Linked DNA regions of Homo sapiens: all the other regions are linked to region 1. Evidence: chromatin contacts called from ENCODE Hi-C or POLR2A ChIA-PET data. All regions are on one chromosome and are shown on one strand. Each heading gives the region's core, a stretch centred on a gene start or an enhancer-like site at or near the end of the contact. The rest is flanking DNA. Distances are from core to core; before and after follow the strand shown. Region 1 holds the start of SRPK1 (SRSF protein kinase 1). Region 2 holds the start of FANCE (FA complementation group E). Region 3 overlaps FKBP5 (FKBP prolyl isomerase 5).

Region 1 (4,415 bases), core at 1,106-3,605:
GTAGTGAATGGGGTAACAGATACACATCTGACTTTAGAAATAAAGCATATGGTCTAAATAGATAATCGAAAGTAACAGATTTCTGGTGCTTAAAGTATATCATCTATATACATTTACCCCTCAAATTACAGCTTGATTTGGGCTAATCTCAAATTAATTTCTAAGTGGTAAGAGAGATCTGGACAAATAGTCTGAGAGACCAGGATTTCTAAAAAATACAGAGTAATATAATAAAAACTGCAACTTCCTTGTATCAATAGAAAAGAACGTTTTAACACATTCTCATCAATTCCACAAAGAATAACTAAACTAGGCACAGAAAAGTAACATTTCAAGTCCTACTGCACACTAGAACCAAGTTAGCACCTTGCTGTTTCTATTAAACGATCTAGGATTAAAAACTGGTTTTGAATAATCCCATATATGGATAATCCAAAGGTAAACAGACACACACAAACTCTCATTTACAAGACTTCGTCACCAAGCACTTACAAAATACATTTCATAAGACAGAAGAGAAAATGGAGCAAGAGGTGAGGTCACCTACCACTTTAGTTCTATTGAAAGAGAGAAGTCATTATGTGCTCTCCCCAAACAGTAGGTAGCCTCCAAAAACAACACACACCCCTACACCCCCCTAATCTGGTATTGTCATTCAGTGGGGTGACCTAGGAAGGCCTTTGAAATGTGTTGTATCAGCTCAGAGGGAATTAGACCGCATACGATGCCACAAAACATCAAATAAATGTAAAACTATAAAGATAATACATCTAAAATTAAGATGTATTAATAACTAGGCATACAAGCTCTCTCTGAATACAAAGTGTGTAAGAGCTGATTTCCAAGATCCTTTGCAATTAAACGTTAGTACATGATGAAAGTTCTTAAGGCTTAGCCTCACTTGCTGCTAAGCCTGCTACCTGAGTTTCTACTAGGCTGTGACCAACTTTTGAACTTGCCACGATAGCACTAAACTACTGTTATGCATCCTACTGATAAAACTGGACATGTGGCGCTTAATACGCCAAACCAGAATCATCAATGTTTGTTAAAGAACTCTCCCGTTACTATTGTGATGTCCACTCCGGAAGATTATCTGCATCTGGTTGAGGTTTAGACAGAAGAGAAGCAGTTAACAGACACCGACTGTATACACAGCGGTCTGCCGGCACACTGCAAAAAAGCCGATACGCCTTACAGGCTCAGGAAGTTGACTAACCCAGGGAAAAGCCCCATGCCCTCCTCTATGAAAGGGAGTGTGTGGTTGGTAGAACCCAAAGTAAACACGGAAAAATTCATTCAAGAATTTCCTTAAGGCCTACCGTGAAGACGTCGGAGGCAAGTTAAGACGTTGGGGAGCAGGTAAGAGAGACCAGAGTTCAGAAACAGACCGATAATGATCTACCAGCTCCGGTGGGGAGGTCCAAGCTAGGGGAGTTTGTGCCTCCTCTGTGGAGTTGGGGAGGAAAGGTACCGGGCGGGCTCTGGTCCTCCTCCGACAGCCCTTTCCAGCAGGCCCGGGGCTGCTAAGACCCAGGCCTGGCGTTGAGCAACAGCAGCTCTCTTCCACATGGTTGCTGGAGAGCGACCCTCCGAGCTGCCCCGAGGCCATGTGGCTGCAGCCACAGGGTGCCCAAACCCGGTGCACGTTCAAGACGTGAAACCAGAGCAGAGAAGGTGCCGGAGGAAAATCCAAAGAATGGGATGTTGGGGTACAAGACTCACTTCCTTTGGGCTTTGTCCTTCTTGGCCTTGGTCCTTTTCTTTCGGGCCTGGAGCGCAAGCACTGCAGGAGAGAGGGATGGATGAAGGGCGAATGTGGAGGAAAGGAGGCGACCAAGGTGAGGGTGGAGACCCAGCAGGGGCGCCAGGCCCGGCTGCGGGGCCTGCCTCGGGGGCGGCTGCGGGCTCCGGCGAGGCGGCCGGCCGTGGGGCTGGCGGCCCACGGGGCGCAGAGCAGCGCCCGGGCGGGATGCGCCGGAGGGGTCTCAGGCCGGGTCAGGGGGCGGGCGGGTGGGGGTCTGCGTCGCCCGCCAAGGGCCGGGCCCTGGAGTGGCCCCAAGGCGCGAGCCGGCCTGGCGGGGAACAAGGGGCGGCTACGGCCGGCGCCAGAGGACGCCCGGACTGAGGGGCGCGGACCCGCAGCCCAGAGGCAGGGGGTGTGGGGCGGCGCCACCTCAGTGGAGGGGCGCCGCACGTCCGGGAACCGAACCGCGGCAGTTAAGCGAAGCTCCCGGCGCTGACCCGGGCCTCGCCCCGGCGACCATTGCCCCTCGTGGCGGAGGCCGCTCCACCGCTCACCTTTCCGCTCCATGGTGAGACCGGTAATCGCCAGGCGCCTGCGCACTCGAGTGGCGGCGACTCCCGCTCCCGCCGCGGCCCAAAACCGAGCCCGCTCACACTCCGCCCTCAGTCCCGCCCCACCCCCGCCCCACGATGCCGCGCGCTTGCGCGTTGGGCGCGGAGCCTACCACCTGCTCCCGAGGAGGGGGCGGCAAGGAGAGGGAGGGGGCGCAGCGGGGAGGAACGCCGGGGTGAACGTTGAAGGAGTGTTAGAGATCCAAGCTTGGAAACCTGGCAAGGTTAGTTTTGTTCTATTTGTTTAGAAAAGGCGCAGAGAGCGGCAGGGCTCTCTGCATGCTGCTGAGTCAGAGCTTCGGAGGCAACTGGGATCTGCCTCAGTTTCCTGGCCTGTAAAATGGATTAATCAGGCATGTCCCAGTTTCTCCTTCCCTGAGCTATTGTGAGCCCAGTTGAGATACTATTTAAAGAAAATGGAAAAAAATTACATGTGAGAAAGAAAAGGGAGTGGGAGCAACACAAAAAGACTGGAAGGAAAGAACCTGTGACCCTATTATCACTTGAAAAGTAAAAACTTCAAAAGTGAATTTTCTCTTGAAATTTCAAGTTTAAGTGAAAGCTGTAAAGGAAAGAAGGGGAAATGAGAATAAAAACGTTTAATGTTTTCTTATTCTACCACCTTCAATACATGATAAAGCTGTCTTGTTTATAAGTTTTTTTTGTTTTTATTTTCTAAGTGCATTATCTCATTTGATGTTTATGGCAACTTAAAGGCAAAATAGTTATTACTTCCATTACACAAAGACACTAAACTTAAGAGGGCCTGCCTATATGTTCAGAATCTTGGTGTACGACCCAGTTATTTAATCATGAAGCCCTTATTGTATAGCAGGCTCAGCAAAGTTTTTCTTTGGGCCGTACAGTAAATATTTAGGCTTTGTGGACCATAAGATCTCTTTCTCAGCTACTCAACTCTGCCATTGGAGCTCAAAAGCAGTCATAGAAAATATGGGCTGTGTTCCTATAAAGATTTATGTATGGACACTGAAATTTGAATTTCATATAATTTTCACGTCATAAAATGTTCTTCTATTGATTTAAACATGGTCTTTGTTAGGTTTTGAAGGGAAGGTGAGGGTTAAAGAAAGACAGAGAGAGCAGTCTTGCTCTGCTGCCTAGGCCGGAGTACAGTGGCATGATCTCGGCTCACTGCAGCCTGGACATCCAGGGCTCAAGTGATCCTCCCACCTCAGCCTCCCAAGGTGCTGGAATTACAGGTGTGAGCCACTGAGCCAGGCCCTTTTGATCTTTTTTCAACCGTTTCAACGGTTATTCTTATTTCAGATCTTAGTTTACCAACCCATGTTGTAAAGTACCGCAGCTGGACAGAGTGGAAGCTCTGAAGACCTTTGCTCTGAACAAGTAATTGAGAAGGGAAGATGAGAGGGCAATAGTACAGCACAAGTCAAGCATGGGGGCTTTGGCAGAACTTATTGAGCAAAGTAAGTAATTAAGCCCATCCAGAGAAGGCAGTTTTTGAGCTGGGTATTAGGAAATATGTAAGATTTCTATAGGTGGAGAAGGAGATGTCAGGCATTCCTGAATGAGAAAATACATTGAGCAAAAAGGCACAGACGTGGACACCTGTAGGTGGGGGCTAGGATTGGGGCTGGTAACAACTGAAGGGATGAAATGGAAGGTGAGGCTGGAAAGGCAGGTTAGCCAAATTTGAAATTTAGATAATTGATATATGTTGCATGGAACCTGAATGATAGCATGTCTGAGTATATTGCAAAAGAAGACAGTACCTGTTGGCCAAGGAAGGATGCAGCCCAGTCTATTCCCTGCTGTAAAGTTGAAAACAAAAGGAAGGTTAGGACAGACAGGGAAGCCCTAGACTCTGAGGGTTGTGTGAGTTCAGGATAACCGCGTGTGGTTTAGAAAAGACAGGGAGAGAGCTGATAGCTAGGAAAAATCCCAGAATTGGGAAAGTACTGCCCACCCCAAAGTAAACTGTTTGAGTGTAGAGACCCTGCTTAGGTTTTCCTTGATGTAAACTCAGTGCCTACACAGTGTTAGGCACTTAGTAGGTGCTCATATATTTGTCTAATAAA
Region 2 (4,415 bases), core at 745-3,244, 470 kb before region 1:
GGTCTTTCCCTTTTAGGGTTTGGTGGGGGGGCAAAAGTAGCAAGCCCTCCACCCCCATGAACTGCAGCAGTGACACAGCTGGGGACATGGAGGAATGGGGGAGGGCTCCTGGAATGAGGAAGGTTCAAACCCTCTTGCCAGGGCCTTGGTTTTTAACTTTGCTCTTTTGTAGAATGACTCTGAAAGAAAACCAATAAAATGCACCTAAGTTATCATTGCTGGTGTCTGAAGAGTGGTCCGCTCATAGCCCAGCCCCACTGCCAAGTGCAATAAGGCTGCTTCTGCATTCAATCTGTTGCAATATTACTTGTCACTTAGCTTCTGGAAAACTTCACAGTGCATTTTTGCATTATGAAAATAGTAATAACCTCATGAATCTTGTGAAAGGGACTCGGGGATCCACCAGGGTCCTTGAGCCATGTTTAGAACTTTTCCTCCCTGTTCCCTTTCAGGTGGCCAGAATACAGACCTTGGTGGGTGGGAGCCACAGCCACTCAGAGTAAAGCTGTAGGTGAGGATGCACAGGGCATTGCAGGCTTTTTAGCATTCTTGGCCCTGCCTGCTATTCATCAGGTCCCACTCCTCTAACAGCTTGTCATTCGAAGACCCAAAACATCCCCTGTAAAGTTAGAGCTGCTTACCTGAAACAGAAGGTGTCTGGAAGAAACTTCTTTCTTGCTATTTTGGCATTTGCAAAGCAGCCATTATCTAAGAAATATCACTAGTCTTTCCCGACATCTCCCTTGAAATCATTTTGGCTCAAATGGAGATCAGATCAAGCTCAAGATACTCCCATGGCTTTCCATACTATTCAGAGTGAAAGCCCAACTCCTTTCTGTGACCTCAGGCCTCTTAAGATCTGACCTGGTTCCCACTCTGATCTCAACTCCTATTACTATCCAGCAAGTGCCCTCCGTTCCAGCCATGCTTTTGCCCCAGAGCCCCCCCGCCCTCCACAGGGAGGACTGAAATGGTCTTCTCACAGACTTCTATCTGGCTTGCCAACCTCATCTTCACATTCATCTTGCCTGACCACCCTATTTAAAAGCACTTCGTGCTGTGTGTCGGTGTTATGTTCTTTTTGAACACATCACAAACATTGTTTAATTAGCTTTCCGTCTCTCCCCAGTTGTGTGACAATGAGGGCCAGGATCTTTGTTTTGTTCCCAGTATCCCCAGTCCCTAGGTGCTCAGTAAACATTTCCTGAATGAAGGGCTGTGTGTGGCAGCAGAGCTGGGACAGGAAATACAAGCTAGCCCCCAAAGCAAGGTTTAGGAGGCACTGTGGGGCTCTTCTCGCTTATTTCCTACGCTTTGCAGTGATCCCACCCTTGGCTGGAAGCCAAGTTCTCCAGCGGACTTCCTTAAACTGAACCCTAGGAAGTGGAGCCACACCTGGCCCCCTATAAACGACCCAGAGCAAGGTTACTGCTTGGTCTTTGGGAGGAAGTTCAGAAGAAAGTCTTTGGCCGTATTAATAGTGTTAGGTTTTACTGTGACCATGTCATTCTCAGGGATGTTTGTATATCAAATACTATTTCTGGAGAGGACTGAAACCCAAATGATAGCACTTTTGGCCTGTGGAAGAGATGAAGCTAAGTGGGGTGGTAAATTGTGGTCAAATTCTATGGTGAAGTCCATGACAAGCAACATGCCGTCAGCGTAAATACAGCGCGGGTCCTCTAGCACAACAGAACCCCTGACATCCACTCCATTCCACTACTTTGGGGAGTGATGAAGAAAGGGAGAGGGTTGGGGTCGTCAGCGGCGGATCCACCCCTCCATCAACCCCCGCCCCCGCCCCGCTCCAGGCTCCCTGGCCCGACACCGCCCACAAACTAACCACTTGTTTTGTCCACGCCCCCTCCCATGGGCACGCCCCAGGCCTTGGCCCCGCCCACCTACTCCGGCTGGACTTGTGCCCGGCCCTGCCCCTTGCGACCGGCCCTCGCGCCGGCCTCACGTTCAGGCTCCGCCCCCGGCCGCGCCTCCCTCCTTCCCTTTCCGACAGCGCGGGAACGGCTGCGGCTTCGGGCGGCCGGGTTTCTCCGGTCTCCCAACGCCGAGGAGAGCTTGTAACAGGCGCTGGAGCTGGCCCGCCACCGCCGCGTCAGGGACGGCGCTGGAGTCCTCCGTTCCCCTCAGCCTCTGAGCTGAGGCCCCACACCAGAGTAGGGGGCGGCGCGGCACCCGTGCCCCGGCATGGCGACACCGGACGCGGGGCTCCCTGGGGCTGAGGGCGTGGAGCCGGCGCCCTGGGCGCAGCTGGAGGCCCCCGCCCGCCTCCTGCTGCAGGCGCTGCAGGCGGGGCCTGAGGGGGCGCGGCGCGGCCTGGGGGTGCTCCGGGCGCTGGGCAGCCGCGGCTGGGAGCCCTTCGACTGGGGTCGCTTGCTCGAGGCCCTGTGCCGGGAGGAGCCGGTCGTGCAGGGGCCTGACGGCCGTCTGGAGCTGTAAGTCCTCGCCCGCGGCCCCTTAGCAGGTATGGGAGGCGGGGGGCTGTCGGGGGAACGACACACACAGAGGTGAAATAAGCCCCTTCAGCGACGGCCTGCCGCGCACCCTATGAGCAGGGGCACCCTTCACTGAGCACTTGCTGTGTGCGGGACATCGAGGATCCGGGAACTCGAGGCACACGCCTTCTGTTCGCTGTAAGGTATAGTGATGATAAGTGGAGGCAAATCACTTTTGATCGCGTACTTCCATCTCTAAAAAACTGGACTCGTACGTCCAGTGTAAGTATACTTATGTATAAAGTGTACACATGTGTTAAAATACGTACATTTTAAAGTACAAAAATAGATACTTAAAACGTGATGGTGGAATACGTATCCGCTATCCTGGTGGCTGTATGCTCTGCTTTTCAAAGCATAACGTTCACTTTAAGGCAAGATTGCTTTCTCTAAGAATGGTAACTGTGAATCCATATTTTAGTGTTCTTGATAATTTCTGGCTCTTGGATGACATTGAACTTTTTTTTTAACCTCTCTGTGGCTGACGAAGGATTCCTACTAGGAGCAGAGGTGTCGGCCCTGCCATTTTATTTGGTTGTGTTTCTGTTATTGATATTATCTCCAATTTTTTGGCAGGCATTCTTTTAAGCCACGTGCTTATTTGTGAGGACAACTTTTGCTTAAAAAAAAAAGAGTACAGTATCTACAGATGCACTTAACTAGCAAAGTTAACTAAAACACACAGAAAAATGAGTGGGTGAGGTGCCATGTTCAGCTCCTAGTGGGGCCAGCCTTCCACTCCTCTTGGATACCCCTCCCCCATAATTTATGCTGGAAACCATCCAGATGCTAAATATTTCTAATGCTTAATTTCTTATGTTTTAGATAAATAGGGGAAAATGGGAGTTCCAATATTTTCTTCCTACACTCCACTTTGAATTTCTTTCAGGAGATGGGTCAGGAGAACTTGTCTGAATCCCCAAATTGGAAGCTATAGAAATGTTTGCCCAGCTATCTGGCTTATTCTGGATAGAGTAAGGAGAGGGCAGGGCCTTAACCTGGGGCCCCTGGATAGAAGAGTATTTCAGCACAATTGATTTCCTTTATAATCCTAGATATTTTATCAAATGCATTTAACACTCATTCTGATCACAGGTCTCTGGCACTAAAACAGGTTAAAATTTCCTGGAGTAGGGTCTTCCCTATCTCTCTACCCCCAAATATCCTCCCCACCACAAATTAGCCATCTTTTAAACTTAGGTTTTTTTTGTTTGTTTTGTTTTTTTTTTTGACGGAATCTTGCTCTGTTGCCCAAGCTGGAGTGCAGTGGCGCAATCTTGGCTCACTGCAACCTCCACCTCCAGAAGAAGCAATTCTTCTGCCCCAGCCTCCTGAGTAGCTGGGACTACAGGCGCGTGCCAACACGCCCAGCTAATTTTTGTATTTTTAGCAGAGATAGAGTTTCACCATATTGGCTGGGCTGGTCTGGAACTCCTGATCCACCCACCTCGTGATCCACCTACCTTGGCCTCCCAAAGTGCTGAGATTACAGGCATGAGCCACTGCGCCCAGCCCATCTTTTAAACTTTGACTCTAGTTTTTCTCTCTCACATAGTGTCTATATTCCACAAAGAAATAGTTGTCTTTTTTTTTCTGCCTCACATCCCAAGTGCCTCTGTGTTGACAAACGGCCCTGCAAAATTATGCATAGGGAGGAGTAGAGACGTGAGGGGTGGTGGGCTAGATGCTGCCATGACTTGCCACACCACGCCTCAGGTCACGTAGGATCTGGGTTTGTGCCTCAGCAGAATTACAGATGGTTACATTGCATCATGGGCCTCTGGAGCTCTGGGGAATAGTGTTGAATCTATTTTAAGAAAAGCTGGGTGCTTGCAGGACAGAGCATTGGTTCTGCTTAAACTCCTGGGGCTCCAAAACAAAAGATCCTCATCCCCCGTCTTTCCC
Region 3 (4,415 bases), core at 1,086-3,585, 310 kb before region 1:
CTCCCAGAGTGCTGGGATTACAGGTGTGAGCCACCGTGCCCGGCCTCTTTATTGTTTTTGTTTTGAGTTGGGGGTCTCACTTTGTTGCCCAGCCTGGAGTGCAGTGGTGTGATCATGGCTCACTGCAGCCTCACACTCCTGGACTCAAGCTACTCTCCTTCCTCAGCCTCCCTAGTAGCTGGGACTACAGGCACACACCACCACGCCTGGCTATTTTGTTGTTGTTGTTGTTAAGAATGGGGTCTCACCATGTTGCCAGGCTGGTCTTGTACTCCTGGCCTCAAGCAACCCTCCCACCTTGGCTTCCCGAAGTGTTGGGATTACAAGCGTGAGCCACCATGGCTGGCCAGAAAGACTTATTTTCTACTATGATTTTATTCTACCTGAAGACTTGAAGATAACTTTTTGGAAGAAAGAAATTATATAAATCCAAAATATTTGAAAGAATAAACACTGGCCACTTTAGACCAAGTACCATATTACATTATTTTGTGAAAACATATAATAAAATGGTTTCAAGAATTTGCTCCTATTCCTAGACTTATATCCCAGGACATTCATAAATACTTCAAAAGCATATGAAAAACAAAAATGTAAAGTCTCACAGCTCCATCAGATCTCAATATGGGCAGACGTAATCTTTCCTCTATTTTCAATTTTTGGTACCTTTTTGATTTTAGTGTTTCATTTATAAAGAACACATAGCTAGATACTGTTGTTGTTCTCACTTTATGAGACCTTTTGCCTTTAATAGGTGACTTTATCCCATTCATATTTTTTGTAATCACTGATATGAGTGGTTTTATTCTTGTCTTTGGTTTTCTACACAGTGTTTTCTTTTTTTTTTTGAGATGGAGTCTCGCTCTGTTGCCCAGGCTGGAGTGCAGTGGTGTGATCTCGGCTCACTACAACCTCCACCTCCCGGGTTCACGCCATTCTCCTGCCTCCCAAGTAGCTGGGACTACAGGCGCCCGCCACCATGCCCAGCTAATTTTTTGTATTTTTAGTAGAGATGGGGTTTCACCATGTTAGCCAGGATGGTCTCGATTCCTGACCTCGTGATCCACGTGCCTCGGCCTCCCAAAGTGCTGGGATTACAGGCGTGAGCCACCGTGCCCGGCCCGTGTTTTCTTATTTTTTAAAACAATTTTTGCTCAATTGATGAAGTTTTCCTTGTTCCTCTATTTCCCCACTCCACATGGGGTGATTTGGAAATTCTACATGCTATTCTTACTAGTACTTTCCATTAAAGTCTGAACAAATCATTTAAAGATATATATATATACCTCTTTATCAATGTTCAGAATCAATCAGCATAAAGCATTCAATAAAATCCAACATCCCTTCATTATAAAAAACCCTCAATAAACTAAGCATCAAAGGAACATACTTCAAAATAATAAGAGCCACCTATGACAATATCTTTTTTTTTTTTTTTTTTTTTTTTTTTTTTGAGACAAGGTCTTATTCCATTGCCCAGGCTGGAGTGCAGTGGTGCAACCATAACTCACCGAAGCCTGTATCACCCAGGCTCAAGTGATCCTCCTGCATCAGCCTCCCAAGTAAGCTGGGACTACAGGTGCATGCCACTATGTGTGGCTAATTTTTTTTATTTTTAGTAGAGACAAGGTTTCACTATGCTGCCCAGGCTGGTCTTGAACTCCTAGGCTCATGCAATCCTCCTGCCTCGGCCTTCCAAAGTCTTGGGATTACAGGTGTGAACCACTGCACCCAGCCGTCAATATCATACTGAACGGGCAAAAGTTGGAAGCATTCCGCCTAAGAACTGGAAAAAAACAGGGTGTCCACTCTTAACAACTCCTATTCAGCATGGTACTGAGCCACAGCAATCAGTATGCGGCAAGTCCTAGCCTGAGCAATCAGGCAAGAGAAAGAAATAAAAGGCATCCAAATAGGAAACCAGACGTCTACCTCTCACCATATACAAAAACAAACTCAAGATGGATTAAAGGCTTAAATGTAAGGCCTGAAACTATATAAATCCTAGAAGAAAAGCTAGAAAATACTCTTCTGGACATTGCCTAGGCAAATAATTTATGATTAAGTCCCCAAAATCAAATGCAACAAAAAGAAAAACTGACAGTTGGGACCTAATTAAAGAGCTTCAGCACAGCAAAATAAGCTATCAACGAAGCAGATGGACAAACTACAGAATGGGAGAAAACATTTGCAAATTATGCATCTGACAAAGGACTAATATCCAGAAAAGAACTTAAACAAATCAACAAGAAAAAAGCAAATAGCCCCATTAAAAAGTAGGCAAAGGACACGAAGAAGCAGCCAACGAACATGAAAAAATGCCGAACATCACTAATCATCAGAGAAATGCAAATCAAAACCACAATGAGATACCATCTCACAACTGAGTCAGAATGACTATTAATAAAAAGTCAAGGCCGGGCGCTGTGACTCATGCCTTTAATCCCAGCACTTTGGGAGGCCGAGGCAGGCAGATCATGAGGTCAGGAGATCGAGACCATCCTGTCTAACACGGTGAAACCCCGTCTCCACTAAAAATATTTTAAAAAATTAGCCGGGCGTGGTGGTGGGCGCCTGTAGTCCCAGCTACTCGGGAGGCTGAGGCAGGAGAATGGCGTGAACCTGGGAGGCGGGAGTTGCAGTGAGCCAAGATCGCGCCACTGCACTCCAGCCTGGGCAACAGAATGAGACTCCGTCTCAAAAAAAAAAAAAAAAAAAAAAAAAAAAAAAAAAAAAGTCAAAAAAGAACAGATGTTGGCAAGGTTGTGGAGAAAAGGGAATGCTTAAACAGTGTTGATGAGAATGGAAATTAGTTCAGCTCCTGTGGAAAGCAGTTTTGGAAATTTCTCGAAGAACTAAAAATCAAAGTACCATTTGACCCAGCAATCCCATTACTGGGTATACAACCAAAGGAAAATAAATCGTTCTATCAGAAAGATAGCTGGCATTTACACTGACATGTTTACTGCAGCATTGTTTGTGTGTTTGTTTGTTTTTTGAGACAGAGTCTCACTCTGTTGCCCAGGCTGGACTGCAGTGGCAGAATCTCAGCTGACTACAACCTCCACCTCCCAGGTTCAAGCAATTCTGCCTCAGCCTCCCAAGTAGCTGGGACTACAGGCGCCCACCACCACACCCAGCTAATTTTTGTATTTTTAGTAGAGGCAGGGTTTCACCATGTTGGCCAGGCTGGTCTTGAACTCCTGACCTCAAATGATCCACCCACCTCAGCCTCCCAAAGTGCTAGGATTACAGGCATGTGCCACCACGCCCAGCCTGTTTTGTTTTGAGACAGGGTCTCGCTTTGTTGCCCAGGTTAGACTGCAGTGGTATAAATGTGACTCAAATGATCCTCCCACTACAGCCTCCTGAGTAGCCGGCACTACAGGCATGCACCACCATGCTTGGCCTTTTTTTTTTTTCTGTAGAAATGGGGTCTTACTATGTTGCCCAGTTTGGTCTTAAACTCCTGGGCTCAAGTGACCATCCCACCTTGGCCTCCCAAAGTGCTGGGATTACAGGCATGAGCCACACACAGCACTTACTCTTAAGCACAGTTATATTCTTAATAGCAAAGACACGGAGTCAACCTAGGTGTCCATCAATGGTGGATTGGATAAAAATGTGGGCTTCCTTCTGCCACGGCCACCATTGGAGAGCAGCGGCCATGGCTCTGTGCTGCCCTATGGCCATGGGCCTCAACAAGGGCCACAAGGTGACCGAGAACATGAGGACGCCCAGGCACAGCCGCTGCTGCAGGCACCTGACCAAATATACCAAGTTCGTGCCGGACATGATCTGAGAGCTGTGTGGCTTCACCCCATACGAGCGGTGCACCATGGAGTTACTGAAGGTCTCCAAGGACAAATGGGCCCTCAAGTTCATCAAGACAAGGGTGGGGATGCACCAAGAGGAAGCAGGAGGAGCTGAGCAATGTCCTGGCCACCATGACAAAAGCCGCTGCCAAGGACTGAGCACTCTGCCCTGCCCTCTCTCCGAAATAAAGAATAGCTTGACAGACTTGAAATAAAAAAAAAAAAAGAAAATGTGGTACATATATACCATGAAATACTATGCAGCCATAAAAAAGAATGAAAGGATGTCCCCTACAGCAACACAGATGCAGCTGGAGGCCAGTAACCTAAGTGAATTAACACAGAAACAGAAAACCAAATACTGCGTGTTCTCACTTATAAGTAGGAGCTAAACCCTGAGTATACACAGACATAAAGATGAGGACAAGAGACACTGGGGACTCCAAAAGCAAAAAAGGATGGAGGGGTACAAGGGCTATATTCTATGTTCACTATCTGGATGATGGGTTCAATAGAAGCCCAAACCTCGGCATTACAGACAATATATCCATGTACCAAACTGGCACATGTCCCCCCTGAATCTTAAAATAAAAGAATTAA

Evidence for each region. A loop is a pair of places that touch in the nucleus more often than their neighbours do. ChIA-PET counts read pairs that join two places held with the same protein, here RNA polymerase II (POLR2A). Pooled maps may share reads with other maps.
Region 2: a loop to region 1 is called in a pooled map, with 6 times the contacts of the local background. The contact joins the promoter of FANCE here to the promoter of SRPK1 in region 1. A Hi-C loop is called at or near these places in 1 of 37 single-sample maps with no recorded cell type and 7 of 50 pooled maps. POLR2A ChIA-PET finds 5 or more read pairs at or near these places in 2 of 52 experiments (MCF 10A and activated T-cell).
Region 3: a loop to region 1 is called in a pooled map, with 2.8 times the contacts of the local background. The contact joins the enhancer-like site here to the promoter of SRPK1 in region 1. A Hi-C loop is called at or near these places in 2 of 50 pooled maps. POLR2A ChIA-PET finds 5 or more read pairs at or near these places in 2 of 52 experiments (MCF 10A and activated naive CD4-positive, alpha-beta T cell).

Annotation. Positions count from the first base shown.
Region 1 is chr6:35,918,743-35,923,157 of GRCh38, forward strand. It overlaps SRPK1 (SRSF protein kinase 1), which reads right to left and starts at 2,356. Exons shown (of 16, transcript NM_003137.5): 1 at 2,302-2,356; 2 at 1,726-1,786. The coding sequence starts at 2,314. RefSeq lists silencers at 2,019-2,608, 2,639-2,698.
Region 2 is chr6:35,450,344-35,454,758 of GRCh38, forward strand. FANCE (FA complementation group E) reads left to right here and starts at 1,995. Exons shown (of 10, transcript NM_021922.3): 1 at 1,995-2,450. The coding sequence starts at 2,203. RefSeq lists a silencer at 1,646-2,545.
Region 3 is chr6:35,603,961-35,608,375 of GRCh38, forward strand. The region is part of intron 5 of FKBP5 (FKBP prolyl isomerase 5); the gene reads right to left. It also overlaps the pseudogene RPL36P9. Among named protein-coding and RNA genes, the nearest start is that of MIR5690, 59 kb to the right of the region's middle. Within about 2 kb of position 2,336, at least 8 of the 41 ENCODE cell types and tissues checked have a DNase peak (open chromatin) inside an H3K27ac peak, as active enhancers do.